2 separate regions of the Homo sapiens genome follow, and region 1 is linked to region 2. Evidence: read pairs that join two places in POLR2A ChIA-PET (ENCODE). Cell type or tissue: PC-9. All regions are shown on one strand. Each heading gives the region's core, and the rest is flanking DNA. Links, peaks and the distances in the headings are about the cores only.

The links. Peaks named below come from ENCODE experiments on the same cell type or tissue, not always from the same donor. Only the 100,000 strongest peaks of a DNase experiment are listed, where the experiment ranks them.
Region 1: POLR2A ChIA-PET joins it to region 2 with 10 read pairs; 6 of 35 experiments call an interaction of 5 or more read pairs at or near these places.

The regions. Positions count from the first base shown.
Region 1 is chr14:68,512,872-68,521,202 of GRCh38, forward strand. LOC124903334 (a long non-coding RNA gene) reads right to left here. Exons shown (of 3, transcript XR_007064223.1): 3 at 3,436-8,331. It also overlaps a transcript of RAD51B not described here. Among named protein-coding and RNA genes, the nearest start is that of RAD51B-AS1, 170 kb to the right of the region's middle. In PC-9, for the core only: no CTCF peak of the experiment used is centred there; a DNase peak (open chromatin) is centred at 1,890; H3K4me3 peaks cover 673 bases; H3K27ac peaks cover 5,461 bases.
Region 2 is chr14:68,600,163-68,608,493 of GRCh38, forward strand. LOC107984016 (a long non-coding RNA gene) reads right to left here. Exons shown (of 3, transcript XR_943973.3): 3 at 5,238-6,324. It also overlaps a transcript of RAD51B not described here. Among named protein-coding and RNA genes, the nearest start is that of RAD51B-AS1, 81 kb to the right of the region's middle. RefSeq lists enhancers at 207-376, 6,873-7,519. In PC-9, for the core only: no CTCF peak of the experiment used is centred there; no DNase peak of the experiment used is centred there; H3K27ac peaks cover 824 bases.

The DNA.
Region 1 (8,331 bases), core at 102-8,101, 87 kb before region 2:
CTGAAGAGGTGACATTTGAGCAGAGATTGGATGAAGAGAGAGTAAGCAATGTTCAATCCAGAAAGAACATTTCAAGCAGAAGGAATAGCAAGTGCAAAGGCCTGGAATAGGAACAAGTGTGATGTGTTTGGGGAACAGTAAGGAAGCCAGAGACTGGAGTAGAGTGAAAAAAGGGGACAACTGTGATACATTAGGTCAGAGCAGTGGGCAGGGGCCAGCCATGGAAGTGGTGACTTTGGGTTTTGTTCTGAGCTTCACAGGATGTCCTTGGAGGTTTTGGAGGAGAGTGATGCAGCAAAGATGAACATTCAGAGGCTATAGAGAGGCTCATGGAACAACAATGGGCCAGCTTGGGTTAAACACTGGCATTCAGACACATGGCAATGGTAGCTGCACCTCATGGGTGGTGCTTCCAGTGGGAACTGTTGAGAGCTACATGTTTCGACAGGGTGAGGCTGGGCCTGGGAGCTCACTACCTCTACCAATTAGTGTTAAGCCCAGAAAAAGGAAATGCTGCAGTTTAAATTGTAGGGTTGGAACCTGTGAGTCATATAAGCCCCAGCCAAATGGGCCATGGTGGGCTCTGGGAAGTTACTGGTGCAGGGTCTGAAGCCCCCAGCTGGGCTGTTTGGCCACCCATGGGGGCTTCCAGACACATTCGGAAGAAGCAGACTCAAATACAGACCCCACCTTTGGGGTCTGGCTTTATTTTTGGCTGACTGTATACTGTCTGGTCAGTTTCCTTCCCAGTGTCTTTTACTTTGGAAAAGGCAGGCCACCTCACAGGGGAGCAGAGAGAAAGGGGGAAACACATGGATTTGGGGCTCAATCAGCCCCACAACACAACCCTCACCTCATCACTTCGCTGGCTTTTGGAAAAGCTACTGAACCTCCCAGAGCTGCCAGCCACATGTGGCTGTTCACATTTAAATCAATTTAAGTGAAATAAAATTTTAAAATTTTGTTCCTCAGTTTCACTTACCACATTTCAAGGGCTGAATAGCAACATGGGGCTTGTGGCTATCTATTGGACGTGAGATGTAGAAGATTTCCCTTATGGCAGGAAGCTCTGTTGAACAGTTTCATTTCTTTAAAAAGGAAGCAATCCACGAGAACTGAACAAGTTAACACACACAAAGCACAAGGTGTTTGCCTGTCTCACTACAGGTGCTCAGCAAACGGTGGTCACTGTGATTGATCATGTGAATCTCCATCCTCGCTCTGCTACTGACTAGCTATGTGGCAAGTCATTCAACGTCTCTGAGCCTCTGTTTTCTGATATGTAAAATGGGAATAAAAATTACCGCGGAGCACATTTCCACAGCATAACATGATCCTTTTTTTCTTAGTTCTCTCTGGACCCATGAGAACTTCCTTACCAACCCTCAGCTGACCTATCTAGACCAGAGCTTGGAAACTCCAGTCTTGCAGCACTTAGCAGGAAGCAGGACCTACTGTGGCCCAATAATGCAGTCTGGAGATTTTGGCCATTTTGAAGGGTTTGACCATGGCTAGTGGTATGGAGTTCCAATGAAACAAGTGGACAAATCTGATCAAGAAAAATAATCATTTGACTCAAATCAGATATTTACCCTGCTCTGACGCTCTGAAAGACATCATGCCTTGGGTTCCCCAGCTCCAGGCCCCGGCTTCCCTGGCTAAAAGTTCCTCCTGTGGGCGCGGCTCTCAGAGAGGGGCTCCCAGGCAGCCCTTCTAGTATCTCAGCCTCGAATCAGTCTTCCATTTTCCACTTGGGGTTTTTGTTGTTGCTTAAACGTTTATTAACTGCAGGCATTTGGCGGGTGGAAGTTGGGATTTGCCTGGGGCTGGAAGGAAGTTATTTGCCAGGCCAGGATAAGGTGTGGTTTCAGAGTTGAAACTGGAATCCCCTTCACCTGCTTAATGCATTTCAGGGGAGATTTGTTTTCAACTCCCAAATTACCTGCTAGGAATTCTAGACCTGAGATCCTATCTCACTGGCTGTTTTCTTTCATTTCCGATAAGAAATACAAAGAAAAAAGAGTGAAAGGCTCAAACACGACATTCTTGCACTCTCTTAAATAAAATTACATACAGTGAGTGATTTTCTTCCCTGTCTTCTACAAAGCAGGTAATGGGAGGGCCTGACCTAGCCCAGAAAACCTCTGCTCCTGGGGAGGTGTGCCTGGGAGCTGCAGAGAGCAGGTGATACTAAAGATATTTCTTATGTGCTTGTTGGCCATTTGTGTATCTTATTGGAATATAATTTATTTTCAAATATTAATTTTATGTCCAGCAATCTTACTAACCTTTCCTTTAGTTTAATAATTTATTTTTAATTTTGGGGGTATTTTCTATGTACAAATCATACAAAGGTTATGGGGAGTGTTAAAACTCATAAGGGAGTCTCCAGTAATCTCAAGTTCAGAAGAAACAGAGCTAGAAGGACCTGTGTCCAAGCTTGTGGAGGGTAAGTGAGCAAGAAGTTGCCTAAATGATGGTCTAACTATGAGCAACGGGACAAAGATAGACAGCAAAGACATTTCAGACATATGGACCAATAATTTCTTTTCTTCCTTTCTTCTTCTTCTTCTTTTTTTTTTTTTTTTTTTTAGAGAGATAGGGTCTCCCTCTGTCATCCAGGCTGGAGTGCAGTGGTGCAATCACAATTCACTGTAGCCTCAACCTCCTGGGATTAAGTGATCTTTCAGCCTCAGTCTCTCAAGTTGCTAGGACTACAGGTGTGCACCACCATTCCTGGCTTTTTTTTTTTTCTTTTAGAGATGGGGTCTCGCTATGTTGCCCAGGCTTGTTTTAAACTCCTGGCCTCAAATGATCATCTCACCTCAGCCTCCCAAAGTGATGGGATTACAGGTATGAGCCACCCAGGTGAACCAATTTCTTTCTTTCTTTCTTTCTTTTCTTTTCTTTTTTTTTTTTTTTTTGAGACAGAGTCTCACTCTGTCGCCCAGGCTGGAGTGCTGGAGTGCAGTGGCATGATCTCGGCTCACTGCAAGCTCTGCCTCCCAGGTTCATGCCATTCTCCTGCCTCAGCCTCCCGAGTAGCTGGGACCACAGGCACCCACCACCATGCCCGGGTAATTTTTTGTATTTTTAGTAGAGACGGGGTTTCACCATGTTAGCCAGGATGGTCTCGATCTCCTGACCTTGTGGTCCGCCCACCTCGGCCTCCCAAAGTGCTAGGATTACGGGCGTGAGCCACCACGCCCTGCCCGGAAGCTGGACCCATTTCTTTAGGCTGGCAACTCAAGTGATTATTGTTGTTTTAAGCCACTAGGTTTTAGGATACTTTGCTATACAGCAATAGATAATTAAATAATTTACCATATTAAAAACTAAAACCAAAAATAATATTTGTTCATTTAATATTTATTCATTGTTAATGAATAAATTAACATTTAGTAATTTATTAAAATGCATATATTCATTAATCCATTTAAACGTTAAAAATAACATTTTATTATAAAAATAACTTTTTTAAAAAATCCAAGTGAGAAGAGTGACAGTGTTTTACATTTTTGCAAATCTCTTGACTGTCCGGCTTAATAGAAGACAGCTGGATTCTCATATCGGCTTCTGCATTCAATCAGCTGTGATAATGTTGTTTTGGATAAAGTATGCGAAGGAAACCCAGCCTCACGTAGTTATTTTGTTGGAAAAGGGAGGAATATTTTAATAGTCTTTTCAGATAATTGTGAATATTCTTCTTTGACATTATACCAAAACTCAACCAATAGTAGATTACTAAGGTTAGTTGCAATGTGGAATCTGAAACTATATCAATGAACTTTTTGTGCTCAGTTATGTTAAAATTCAGTTATCTGGCTTGTACTCTGAATAGATCTTTTGCTCATGCATGATTTTGAAATAATATGCATGGGTCATTTGGAAAATATTGCTTCACTAAGTCATGCAGATTTTTCAAATTTGATATATTTCTTGATGAAAACTAAAAGTTCTTATTTGTTAATATCACTGATCTCATCAAAAACCTCTGTAAGTGTTGGGAAGGTGTTAAGTTCACTATGGCAGATACAGGTTTCTAAAAATTCTAATTTTTGCTTTATACTTCTATTTTGGCAGAAAATACTGTTAATTATTGTCTTTCTTGAAGTGATGAGCTCAGTTTGTTCATTTTTGAGAAAATGCCTGTCAAATAACCAAATCTGAATAACTATGGTTATTTGGTCCTTTTGAGTAAACATTGTGTTCCATGAAAGTGACTAGTGCAGATCACAACTCAGGACACTCACACAAGTGCTTTTCCTCCAGATGACCATCATACTTCAGGATGCACCAGAAATGCTTGATACTTTGTTTCCAAGTCATCACACAAAGAAAAGAAAGGGAAGGGAAGGGAAGGAAAGGAAAGGGAAGGGGAAGGGGAAGGGAGGCAGAGAGGGGAGAGGAGGGGAGGAGAGAAAAAGTACCTTTTGGGCAAGGTTTTATAAAATTAATAATTTTTACTGTCTAATTTAGGACATTCTTTGGTGAAACTGGCATTTATTCCCCCTGTAAGTTTGTAGCAGTGAAGAATGCCGTGACTGCCAGCATAGTCTAGCACCAGCAATTTTACCCAGATGTCAACACAGTGAAGAAGGCAAATAACATCTTGGTATTATTATGAAATATTATCAAAATTATGAAAATAATTTTGAGCTTGCAGACACCCTGATAGGGTCTCAGGGATCCCAGGGGACTGCAGACCTCACTTGGAGAATCAGTGCTTTAGGGAGATGGCTGTCATTCTGCTACTTGTAGCATTTACAGGTAAATGTGCTACATGCTAAGACGTATATGTACCAGGTCTTTGTGCAAAATTGTAATCACCACCATTTATTGCATAAACTAGAAAACATATCATTAGGTATCAGCTTATTCTTGTAGATGGACTAGATATGAGAAAGGCGTTTTATTTAAGGGAGATATTTTTATGCTTTTATTTGTCCCACTTGTCAAAGGTATATGGATATTGGTGAGGAAGCTAGGCTCTAAGCCATTTCTGAAACTATCAGTGTTGAATAAATAAGGTACATAAGGAAGCTAACACTTGCACCCCTTCCTTTGTAACTCTTCTACCGCCTTGATCTAGTGAGCCCTGAAAGCTCAGTGGGCTGAGGAAAACATCCTTTTTAGAGTAGCAGGGTGCCCTCAACTCCAGTCTAGAAGTGGGCAAAGTTCTCACGTTGGCAGTACCTGCAGTGTGGGACAAGAGAAGCAGCTGGCCCAGAAGGCAGCGTTTGTTCAAATGGTCATGGCACCTGTGAGCATTGTATTGCCGTGGAAGAGCTCAAGTCATTGCCTCTGCTAAAGTGCCTCTGAATTCCTACACAGTGAACTTAGAGCACAACAGGGCGGGAACATGGTTGTTTTCCATTCTTGTTCAGCTAGGCTTACACATCCTCTCACTCCCAAAAGGCAGAGTAGGCTTGCACCCCACACCTGACTGGGCTCAGCTCTTTGGCAAGTGATTGCGTAGCTGTTCTGCCTGTGACTGCAGGCCCCGGTCTGCAGGCGGGAAACAACAGGCAGTTGTGTCCTGAGCCCTGGGAACTGGAGATCTTTCCACATCTGTTCGCCTAGTCGGGGGGCGGGAGGAAATCACCAGAACCTTCAAACATGGGGCCAGAGCAGGGAGACAAAGGGGAAGCCTTAAGCCGATGGTGACCCCAGGTCATATGAGCCCCCCCCCCAGGCCTCCCCCATCCACTTTCATCCCCTCAGGTCCCCGACACTCAGCCTTTTCATCCTTCTCCAGGTCAGCAGGATCAGGTTAATGTGACTTGACCAGAAAGCTTATCAAATGAAGGCAGAGACAGGTGTTTGAAACCCCTTCCCTGCTGAAAGCTGGGTTGAACAAGGTTAGCAGCGTAGCTGAGGCCAACATCCTACACTAATTGCATTTTCTTTCTTGGAGCTCCTTCTCTTCCCCTTCTTTGTTCTCTGGCTTGGAACCCCTCAAGGTCTCCGAGAGCCAGTAACCAAAACAAACCATTCAAAAAACGAAGGATTTAGGGAAAAAAAATTAGGGGATGTGACATTCTGGACCAAACAGTGGCCCTTCTATGCCAGAGCCTAGGAACCAGCATTTGGAGGCATCCGGCCACTTCCACCCAGTGGGCATGCTGAAATCAGTTACTATGGGCTTATCAGAACTGATTGCACAAACCTTTTCCCAACTTCACAATCATGATGTCATATTTGTAGCTTGAGTTGACCAAGGTGGGAATATTTATACCACAGAAATCAGCAAGCTACAAACCAGGCTTTTCCACCTCCAGAGCCAGTTGTTAAACATTTACCGGCACACCAGTGCCTCCACTGTGGCTATTGTCACTCAAAGTATGATTCTCAGACCAATTACATAGGAATTTCCTAGAGATCAGAAATGAGGTGGGGCAGGAGGGTTGTTATTTAACATGCAGATTTCCTGGCCAACCTGAATTAACTGAATCAGATTCTCTGGAGGTAGAGCCTGGGGAAATGCTTTTTAGCAAGTCCCTGAGGTTATTAATAAATTCAATAAAGTTTGAGACTTCAGCCTTAGGGAATAGGAGAAAAGAGTGGGCGTGCATCTGACTCTTGGCATCTGGAAGGAACAGCTGGCTTCAGTCCCAGTTGGCCTAAGAATGGACAGCTGTTTTCTCTCGAGATAGAAACTTCATGACAGGAAAAGAGGTGGGAATTTTGGGGTCTCAGCTACCCACTGACAACACGACTGGTTCTGCCTTGGATCTCAGGATGAATCCATTTTCCAACTTGAGACTTTGACCCAAGACAGCATGAGCAAATGCCCAGATGTATGTAGAACGTGGAGAAAGTCACCGTCATTTGCACCATTGGTGGGACCAGTGGAGCCCAGGGAAAGCCCAGAGTCAGTTTTCTGTATTAGATTGCCCAGGACAGCATTTTTCTTTCAGATTTGTCTAGACATTTTCAGGATCTTTCCCAATCAGGCATGATTTTGTAAAGCAAAGACCTTGTTGACTTCATCCCACTGAGCTGGAAGAGAAGGTCTTCTAAGGCAGAAAGAAAAAGAGAAAAAAAGGAGAAGAGAGAACGTTTCTTTGCCTAGATGTAAAACAGAAAGTTCATAAGGAGCTTAACTCTGCTTTCGCCTTGTTTTGCACCTGCCTGAGGGAGTGGTTTAGACGGGGACAAGTAGTGTGAAAACAGAGCTAGTTAGTAAATGCAAGAGCTGGGGTTTGGACCCCAATTTTTACAGCCAAAACAAAACAAACAAACAAACAAACAAAGACCAATGCACTTTCCTCCTAAGCACAATGCAGTATTTTTTCCACATGCAGTTGGAACCCAGAGGAATCCTTAATGGGCAACTGGGGTAGTGACATAGGACATATATGCTCAAAGTACTGTGAATTCCTAAACCATCAGAGCCCCCATACCCTGGTGCAAATTCCAAAACATAATCCAAAGCCACATGTAAAACTTATGGGATTATAGGCAAGTAAATTATGAACTATTAGATTACTGGCTATTAGATTATCCACTGGAATGGATAACTGAGAGTCAACCATATTGATACATATCATTTAGGCACTCCCCATATTAGACAGTTAAGCTTGTAGCTGTTTGCTAAGTTCATGATCATGTGATCATTTCCTATACATTTGTTCTAACTGTTCAGGGCTTTAATTAAACATATAACTTCATCAAATAGGAGGAGGAAGAAACCAAATAGCTCCTCAGGAAAACAAGATATGAGCTCATATGTATTTTTTGCCAGGTTTCATGGCCTTTCTTTGTGCCCAGAAACTCTTCCTCACCCTAGGACCCATCTTCACTTTAATACTATCCATTCAACAAATACATAGTGAGGACCTACTGTGTGCCAGTTAGGGTGTGGGGAAGAACAGGAGACAAACCACCTGGTCTCATTCTCATGAATTTTACAGTCTATTGGGAAACAGGTATTACACAAGTCAATATGAAAATAAGTAAGTGATTATACATTGTCCTAAGGGCTGTGAAAGAAAAGTACAAGGTACAAAGAGAAACGTCAATAGTCCTGAAAGGTTGACTGCATCAAGAACATGTCCATGGAGACCAGGCTGATGGAGTTTTTGTTTGGATTGTTTTGGGTGGCAGGGGGTAGGGGTAAGGGCACATGGAGCGTTTTGTTTGAGGTACTTGAAAGGGAGATGTCAAGTAGGCAACTGAATATCCAAATCAAGAGAGTCTGTAGTGGAGTGGTGACTCAAGCCCGCACCTGGATGAGGTCATAGGGATGGAATGTCTGAGGAGAGGCAACAGCTGGGGCCTGCTCTCTGGGCCACCCATATGCAGAGCTCACGAAGGAGGCACTCCCAG
Region 2 (8,331 bases), core at 236-8,235:
CTACTCAGTGACTTGGAAGGGATTCTTTGCACTAACAAGCAGTGCCTCCACAAACAATGAGTTGAGGGGAAAGACTCAAAAGAGGCCGATACAATGCTGTTTGGGATGTTTCTCCCTTTGGCTGGCCTCAGGGGACTGGGCCCGTCATGTAATCACTGGAGATTTAGGGCCTAATTAAACTCTGGCATTGGGCCAGCATGCTGGTGGCCCCTTGAGTTTCCCATGTCCACCCATGTCTAGGGTATTAAACTCTAGACTGGGAGTGTGTACTGCTTAACTGATCCCACAGGAGCCAGCCCTCATTATCCAACAGGCTGGGTATTGGCAGCCCACAGGGCTCGGCATTGGCAGGTGCAGTCCTGGGGAGGACTGCATGCCTTTAGGTTAACGGTCCCTACATCAGCACCCGCTGGGGCCACAGTAGAGGGCTTTGTGGATCACCTCTGCCATTGGGACCCCTGGCATTTCCTTCCTTTCATGGCCTGATAAAACCCAAGCTCTGAGAGTTAGCAAACTGATACCCTTTAATCATGCCTTATATTTATAAAGGCCTTTGTCCAGAGAACTCCAAGTGCTCAAAAATGTCAATTAATTCACTCTCCCAGCCTCCTTTAGGGAAAAGCTGGTGGCAGGTGTCATCATCATCACCAGAGGTGGCCAAATCATCTTCTTAGTGGGCTGTCCTGGATATTCTTTGTGTTTAAAGAGCATTTTGCTTCTGAGCACATGGTTGGGTTTTGCACAGCCTGAAGCATAAGAATTGAGGTATTTCCTTACTTTACAGCTCTAGAGAATTCTTGTGTGTGGGTACCCGTGAAACACAAACTGAGTGCATGCTTTCTTGAGTTTGGAAATTTTGTTATTGTTTGGTCTCAGCATTTGCTGGTAGTAAATAAGTAAGCAGAAGTAAGCTGCTTAAGTTCCCATGTAGTCCAAGACAGAGCAGACAAAAGACCTGATCCCCAAGCCCCACACCTGGCCCCAAGATCCCTCTGGGATTATCTTGCGGCCACTCTCTGAAGCCTTGGACCCTGTAGTTGATCTCATAGCCACGTCTCACCAGTAACTTTTTTTTTGGTGGGGGGGTGGGTCCTGGCAAGAGATGGGTGATGTAGGAATGGCCTAGCTGCAGAAGGAGGACAGCCAGGTAGGACATCTGCCTGGCTCACCTCCTTCCTGGCCACAGACTAGCTTTGTGACCTTGGTTGGCAGCGTCATTTTCATGTCGGCTATAGTTTCCATGCCTATAAACAGAATGATGATACCTGCCACCAACTTTTCCCTAAAGGGGGCTGGGAGAGTGCATTAATTAATGTTTTTGAGCACTTGGAGTTCTTTGGAGAAAGGCCTTTATAAATATAAGGCATGATTAAAGGATATCAGTTTGCTAACTCTCAGAGGAAGTACTTAATGGGATCAGGCCTGCATATGTTGATGACTGAGTTTCATTCTTCATTCAGATCTGCACAGGGCTCCCATCACTCAGCTCTGCCGCCATTCATGTAGTATTCTTCTGTTCTTTCATTTCTATATACTCATAGTAGGGGGCCCACAAATGCTGCCCTCCACATGCAGGCCCACTACCTCCCCTCCCTCTTGTCAAACCCAATGGCTTTTCCTCACTCTGCATTTTCCTTGTCCTTTCTGGAACATGACACTGGTCACTACCCCTCCTCACCCTTGAAAGTCTTATTCTGTCATTCCCACAAGCCCAACAGGTCTAAACTGAAGTCATCATTGACCCCAAACCAATTCCCATCATTACTGCCCTATTTCTCTTCACCATTCTCATGGGCCTGGATTCCAGGTCTTCCTCTCCACTGCCACCCCCTCTGTGCAAGCCTTATTGTCCCAACCTGCTTGGTCCTTTGAAAAGCCCATCCCTGGGCAGAAATGGGATGTGTATGTCCCTAAACTGCCCCCAAAGACCTCTCTGCACTGTATTTGACCTCTGGCCCTCCTGTTCCCTAACTGGCCTTGGTCTCCTGCTCCCTTCCGTGGGCCGCTCCAGCTCTTCCCACCATGTGACCTGCCTTCCTGCTTGTCCACCTTCCTGTCTGGTCCCCAGACTCAGTTTCTACTCTCCCTCCCAGCAAGCTGGGACACACAAACATAGACATATGTTATGTTCACACAAACATAGACATATGTTCACATACCCCTCCCAGCATCCTGACTGGCCCAGCTGACCTCCCTCACCCACTCTGAATAACCAGCTCTCCCTCCTCCTGCCTTTGTCCAGTCCCATCTCTATTACTCAGGGCTCTCCAGAGAAACAGAACCAACAGGGTTGGATGCGGATAGATGGGTGGGTGGGTGGATGGATGATGGATGGATGGATAGCTAGATAGATAGCTAGCTAGATAGATAGATAGATAGATAGATAATACATGATAGGTTGATATTAGATGATAGAAAAGCAAATAGAGTTTAAGAAATTGGTTTATGCAATTGTGGAGGCTGGCAAATCTGAAATCTGACCTCAGTCTCTTCTCTTAAGGCCTTTGACTGATTGGACAAGGCCCACCCACGTTGCGGAAGGTAATTTGATTACTCAAAGTCTACTGATGGAAATGTTAATGTCATCTAAAGAATACCTTCACAGCAACACCTAGCCTAATATTTGACGAGATATCCGGGTACTATGACCTAGGCAAGTCAACACATAACATTACCCATCATGCTTTTCATCTGGTCAGCAGTGCTCGTATAAATCTCCTGAAACATTGCTCTCACCACAATGCTTCCCTGCTCCAAAACCTAAACACCCATATGCCTGACATGCAATAGGGACAGGTACATATTTGTTGAGTGAATAAATAATGAGGAGCCTTTGGGATGGGCTACACTCTGCTCAATGCAGCAAACCATTTTGAGGGCCTAATGTCTGGAGCTGAGGATATGACTATCAAAGCTGCCCTTACGTGTTCCTCTCCTCTCCCTCTAGTGTCTCAAGGCCAGAGTCCGAACCTCAGACATCTCTAATCCCCCATAGTACCCAATGGAGTGCCTTATATGGATTAGGCCCTCAATCACTTGTGGGTTAATTTTATTCTCTTTATTGATCCCTATATCAAATTTACCTGAAATATTATAGGTTTTTAGGGCGTCACTTATGAAATCATAAACTGTAGTGCCAAATCTGCTTCCACTTTTGTTTTTAAGGCACACATGCAAAGAGCTATTTCCACAATCAGGAAGGGTGGAAATAGCTCAGAACACTGACAGTGGTCTGTAGGGATGGGTGGCTTCTATGGGATTTTTTATACTTTTCTGTGTCTTCCAAATTGTCCTCTGTGACCACGTGTTGCTTTTACAACCATAAAACATGTTATCTGTTTTTTTCATTTATCTTTTCGATTTGGGGGTCTGTTCTCAGCTCTTTTTTGGGGTCCCCATCATGCCTCCTGGCTTCCTTTTGAAAATAAGGCAACCCGAGACTTCCTTGTAAAAGTCTGTGAGGTCATAAAAGGCCAAGTTAACTGCAAATGGTTGTTCTGTTTTAATTCTGTTGAAGTGTCAGGTAACATGGACTTATAATAAAAGCACTTGGGGAGTTAATGATTACTGCTGTTGTCAAGCTGTCCCAAAGACAGAGAGGGAGCCTGCACACGCCGCGTCTCGCCTTGGGCCGCTCCTTCAGTGTATCCAGCCCTGCGGCCGCGCTGGCCCCCTGTCCGCATGCTGTCAGGCTACCTCCGTGCCAGACGACCAACACCCAGCCACAGTGGAAATGACTGTTCCTTCAACTTTCTTCAGCCCCTGCCTGCTGGGGTCTCCGGAGGGAAGCGTTCACTCTAGCCCAAATGAAACAGAGCTCCAGAAAAACCACAGTGGAGGCCACAGCGGCCTCAGGCCCTGAACTTTGTATTTCTTAGCCCGCCAGGATTGCTGGCTGCTGGGTGTCATGTAACTCCCAAAAATGTGAAGGGAAAACCAAAGAGCCTGAGAAGCGCAGACGTCTCCTGGCTGGGGAGTCCGTCTAGAAAGTCGCCTTTCATGGTGAGGCCAGGTGCACGCGAGAGTGGCTGGAGAAGGTGGGGTGAGCCCAGAACAGGGAGGCCCGGCCCACTCCCAGGCTGAAACTCCGAGAAACTCCCCCTGCACAAGGCCACGCCAATGAAGTCCCCTTCCTTCTGGAAAGGGTCCTACACAAATTGCTAGGGTTTCCAGTGTGATATTTGACAAGTGCAAAGGGCTGGAAATATTCTAGAGATTTTTCAGCTTCGTACAATTATCGGTGGCCACTGAGCCCATCTCACCTCCTGTGGTGTCCCGCCAGTGGCTGCACCAGCCAGGCGGGGCTGCCTTTTGTCCCTGATCCTGTCAGCCCTCCAGTAAAGTGTGCTTAACCAGGTGCCCCAGGAGAGCAGGGGGCCAGCTCCATGTCCTCATGGGTGTGCAGCCCCTCAGCCCTTCCTCGGCCCTGCCCATTAACAGCTGTGACCGCAGAAAATGCCCCAGCGGCAGCGCCATGGTCCCCAGGGCTGCCCTCCTGCCTCCCTCTAAGTCATCGAAGGTCAAGGTTGGAGAAATCTTAGTGCCCATGGGCCCTCCTCCTCACTGAGGAGCAGAGCACTGGCTCAGGCTCACTGAGGACAGGGCCACGCTGCTCTGGTCTCATGTACTTTTGTATTCTGGGAGCCTAGCACTCAGGGCTCCCTGAGTGAGTGAATGAATGAGTGAGTGAACTAGCTCCTGTGTTCTCGTCTTTTCTTCGGAGAGTGACACTTTGGACAGGTCATGTTTACTCCATCCCCTCAGCTTTTCAGTAAAACGAGCCCACCAGTGTTCATTTCCTTCATATAACTGCTGGCATCAAGCCAGCAACCTTGTGGCTCCTCAGACGCCCACCGGTGTGGCCCAGGCGGTGCTGCAGCCTCCCTCGCTCCAGCCCTCAAGGGAGGCCTCACTGACATCAGCCTCTGCATTAGTTTCTTATAAGGCTGACTTGGTCAAGTTTTACTTAAAATAACAGAAATGCACTCTTTCACATTTCTGGATCCGAGAAGTCCAAAATCAAGGTGTCACAGCAGGGCGGGTTCCTTCTCGATGCACTGAGGGAGAGCCTGTGTTATATGTAAAATATTTGTTTAGAAACAGAATGCTCGTTCCCTGGTGCTGCAAAGAAATAGCACTCAAACATAAATTTAATTCTCTCAGCAAGGCCATTTTTACTTTCTGCAGAAAGGGTGCTCATCGCAGATGGAACAATGGTGAGAGTACACTCGAACAAAGGAGGGAATCAATTTTTATTCCTTACACAGTTTGTCCCTGCTACTGTGTCTTGTCTCCATTGGCTGGAGCCAGACATGACAATCTAAACTAAAACCCGACTGGCTAACAGTTTAACAAGAAGGGAAACTTTGGAGAGGAACTTTTACTTTCTACAGCCTGTCCCAGGCCTCCTCTAGCCCCTGGTGTGCTTGGGCGTGCACCTCCATCTGCACATGTGCTCTCTCTCTCTTCTCATAAGGACAGTAGTCAGATTGGACGAAGGGCCTACCCCACTCCTGTGTCTTAACTAATTACATCTACAGCGACCCTATTTCCAAATAAGGTCACGTTCTGAGGCTCTGGAAAGGACATGAATTTGGGGGGACACTATCCAACACAGTACAGCCTTCCTGCCCCCCTGCAAAGTTTCGTCTTGCTCTCCACCCGCCCCTAACCTCTGCACCCTTTCTTTAGCTGGGGGTGGGCTTCTGGAATGCAGTCTCATTCGCCCACTAGTCTAAGTGTGGTTGGTAGGTAGAGGGTAGGGGACACGCTGTCTGTGCCACCGTTTCCCGCCAGGGACATAGACACTCTCAGGATCCCTGAACTCTGAAGTCTAAACTGTCAGTCAGCGTCCCCAGCGGAAGCTGCACTTGAGAATCACCCGGGAGCTTTTAAAACACAGTGTGCCCTAACCACACTCCCAGGAACTCTGGTGCACTTGGGCCGGGTGGGACTCTGGCATGAGTATTGTTTGAAAGTTCATCAGGTGATTCTAAGGTGCAGCCTAGGACCGGAACAACTGTGTAAGATGCTGTGAAAACAGCTCCATCTCACCTTCACCAGGAATATGAGCAGCTCACTGCCTAGTGAGGCTCGAATACCCATTAGGAAGAGCCAAGCCAGGCTTCTTAGGGTGGGTTCCCTGGCAACACTTCCCAAACTCTCCCACCAAGCTCCCAGGAGGCAGGAGGGAGCAAACACATACTCTGCAGAACCGGAAACAGATGGCAGCAAGCACCACGTGTCCTTGAAGTTTTCTGGTTTTGCTTTTAAAATTGGAATTTTTGCATCTTCTTCTACAATATCACCATCTTGTTTTACAACCTAAAAAAAGATTTCATTATGTTGACTTTTTTTCCTCCAAAAATATCTGAGTGTAGAAATGAGGCTCTGGAAAGGTATGCCATGTTTAAACTGTGGTTTTGTATGGTCCTTGACACACCATTGGGTTCCCTGGGGTTCCTGACTTTGAAAAACCCAGCCACAAAGAGTTAAAGAGGGTGGGAGCCAATCTGTTTAACCTTTGGAAGGAATCGCATCTTAGACGAAAACCTAGGCACAGAGAAGTTAAGCAGCTCATTCAAGATGACACAGTTTGTTATTAACTGAGTCGGAACTGTACCTCAGGACCCACCTTTCCCACTGCATTGATCTGGGGCAACTGCTAATTTGCTGTGTGACCTTGTCTAGTTCTCTTTACTTCTCTGTGTCAGTTTTCCTACGCATAAGATGATGATAACATCTGATCCACCCAACTTCTTCAGTAGTTGAGGAGGCTCAGGTGTGTAGAGGCATGTTGAAATTAGGGAGTGTCACATGTAAACTGTGGCATGTCATGTGTAAATTATGGAGTGTCATATGTAAATTATAAAGTGTCACATGTAAAAACAAGGCGCCGTAATTTAAGTCCAGCCTCACACTTCTAGGTGAGGCACAGTGATTGCAGCAAGAGTGACTTTTCCAGGGTCATGCGGGCGGGCCACTGAGGGAAACACAGTGTAGTGCACCCAGCCCCTCTGAGCCCGTGCAGAGGCTTAAGGGAGCTCCAGTGTTCCAGTTCCAGGGAAGGCTGAGGCTGGGAGCTCATGCCAGCACTTCTGTTTGCTCTCCATTGGTCCCAGCTTTTATCTGCCCAGTACCAGTTTGAAAACAACCTTCTTGTCCCAATCCTGAGAGTATCCTTTCGAAAGAGTAAGTCATGGAAAAATGCGTGGCAAACAACAACAATGCCAGCACCTTCTTTCTCCTTTCACAAGGCCACAGAGACCCTCCCCCACAGCCCATCTCTTCCAGAGGAAGTCTGCGGCCAGCCCTGCTCCAGACCCCTCCCTTGCCAGCCCAGGCCCGTGAGGCTCCTCAGCCCACGTCCGCCCTTTTCTGTTTACACTGGGAGATGAGCTTCTGCCGAGCTTAAGTGCAGTTCTGGCCCTTTTGTTTGTTTTTAAGTCAAGTTACAACTTTGCTCCTGGATTTATTGCAAATTCCATTTATCTTCTTCTTCCCGGGGTCTCTGCACAAAGCCTTTGTGTCTTCCTCTTCTGCTGTGGACAGATACCATGGGGCACCAGGAAAGGACGGGGAGCACACAGCCCCGGGGAGGCGCACTCTAAGGAGGGCCAAAGCCATTCTGCGGGGTGCTGGGGAGGAAGACAGGGGCTGGCAATGTAGGAGGAGGGGCTGTCGATTACCCGGGAGGACAGGCCCGGCCCTACATCGTGCCCCTTCTCACACAGGCCTCCAGAGGAAAGAAGAGCCAGGCCGAAAGGCAAAGAAATCCCAGACCTCAGGGGAAGGAATCAAGAAAAGAAGGTTCTGGTTTGAGTGGAAGGAGCCCGTGGCACTTTCTAGCCAGGGGTGGTATGAGGCCAAAGGTTCTGAGAGGCCTGAGAAAGGACACCTAGGTCTGCTGAGGGCGGTAGGCCTGAGGGTTGGGCACAGCGCGTGCCATGAGAGACCACCCCAGGTGCAGCTGGGCACCAGCACAGTCTCTCAGCTTCCCTGCCCTTCTCTTAGGCCTCCCCAACCCTCTCCAAACACCACATTTCCAGAAACTGCTGATGAAGAGCAAACAACTCCAAACTGAAGCTCACCAGGGAGAGAAAGAGAATCAAACTGAGCTGAACAAATTGCGAGTGGGGCGTCCAGCTGTGCTGTTGGCTTGTCTCTCTAAGAGGGGAAGTGCTGAGGGCCTGTCCCCCACCACCACCCCGAGTCCTTCCCTAGTGAGAGTTCCCTGGCTTGGGAGCACGCAGGAGATGCTCGGCTTCAGAGGGGCCTTGCTTGAGCGTGGTGAGGAAGTCCCGGGGCTGTGAAAGAGGAAATGCTGGACTC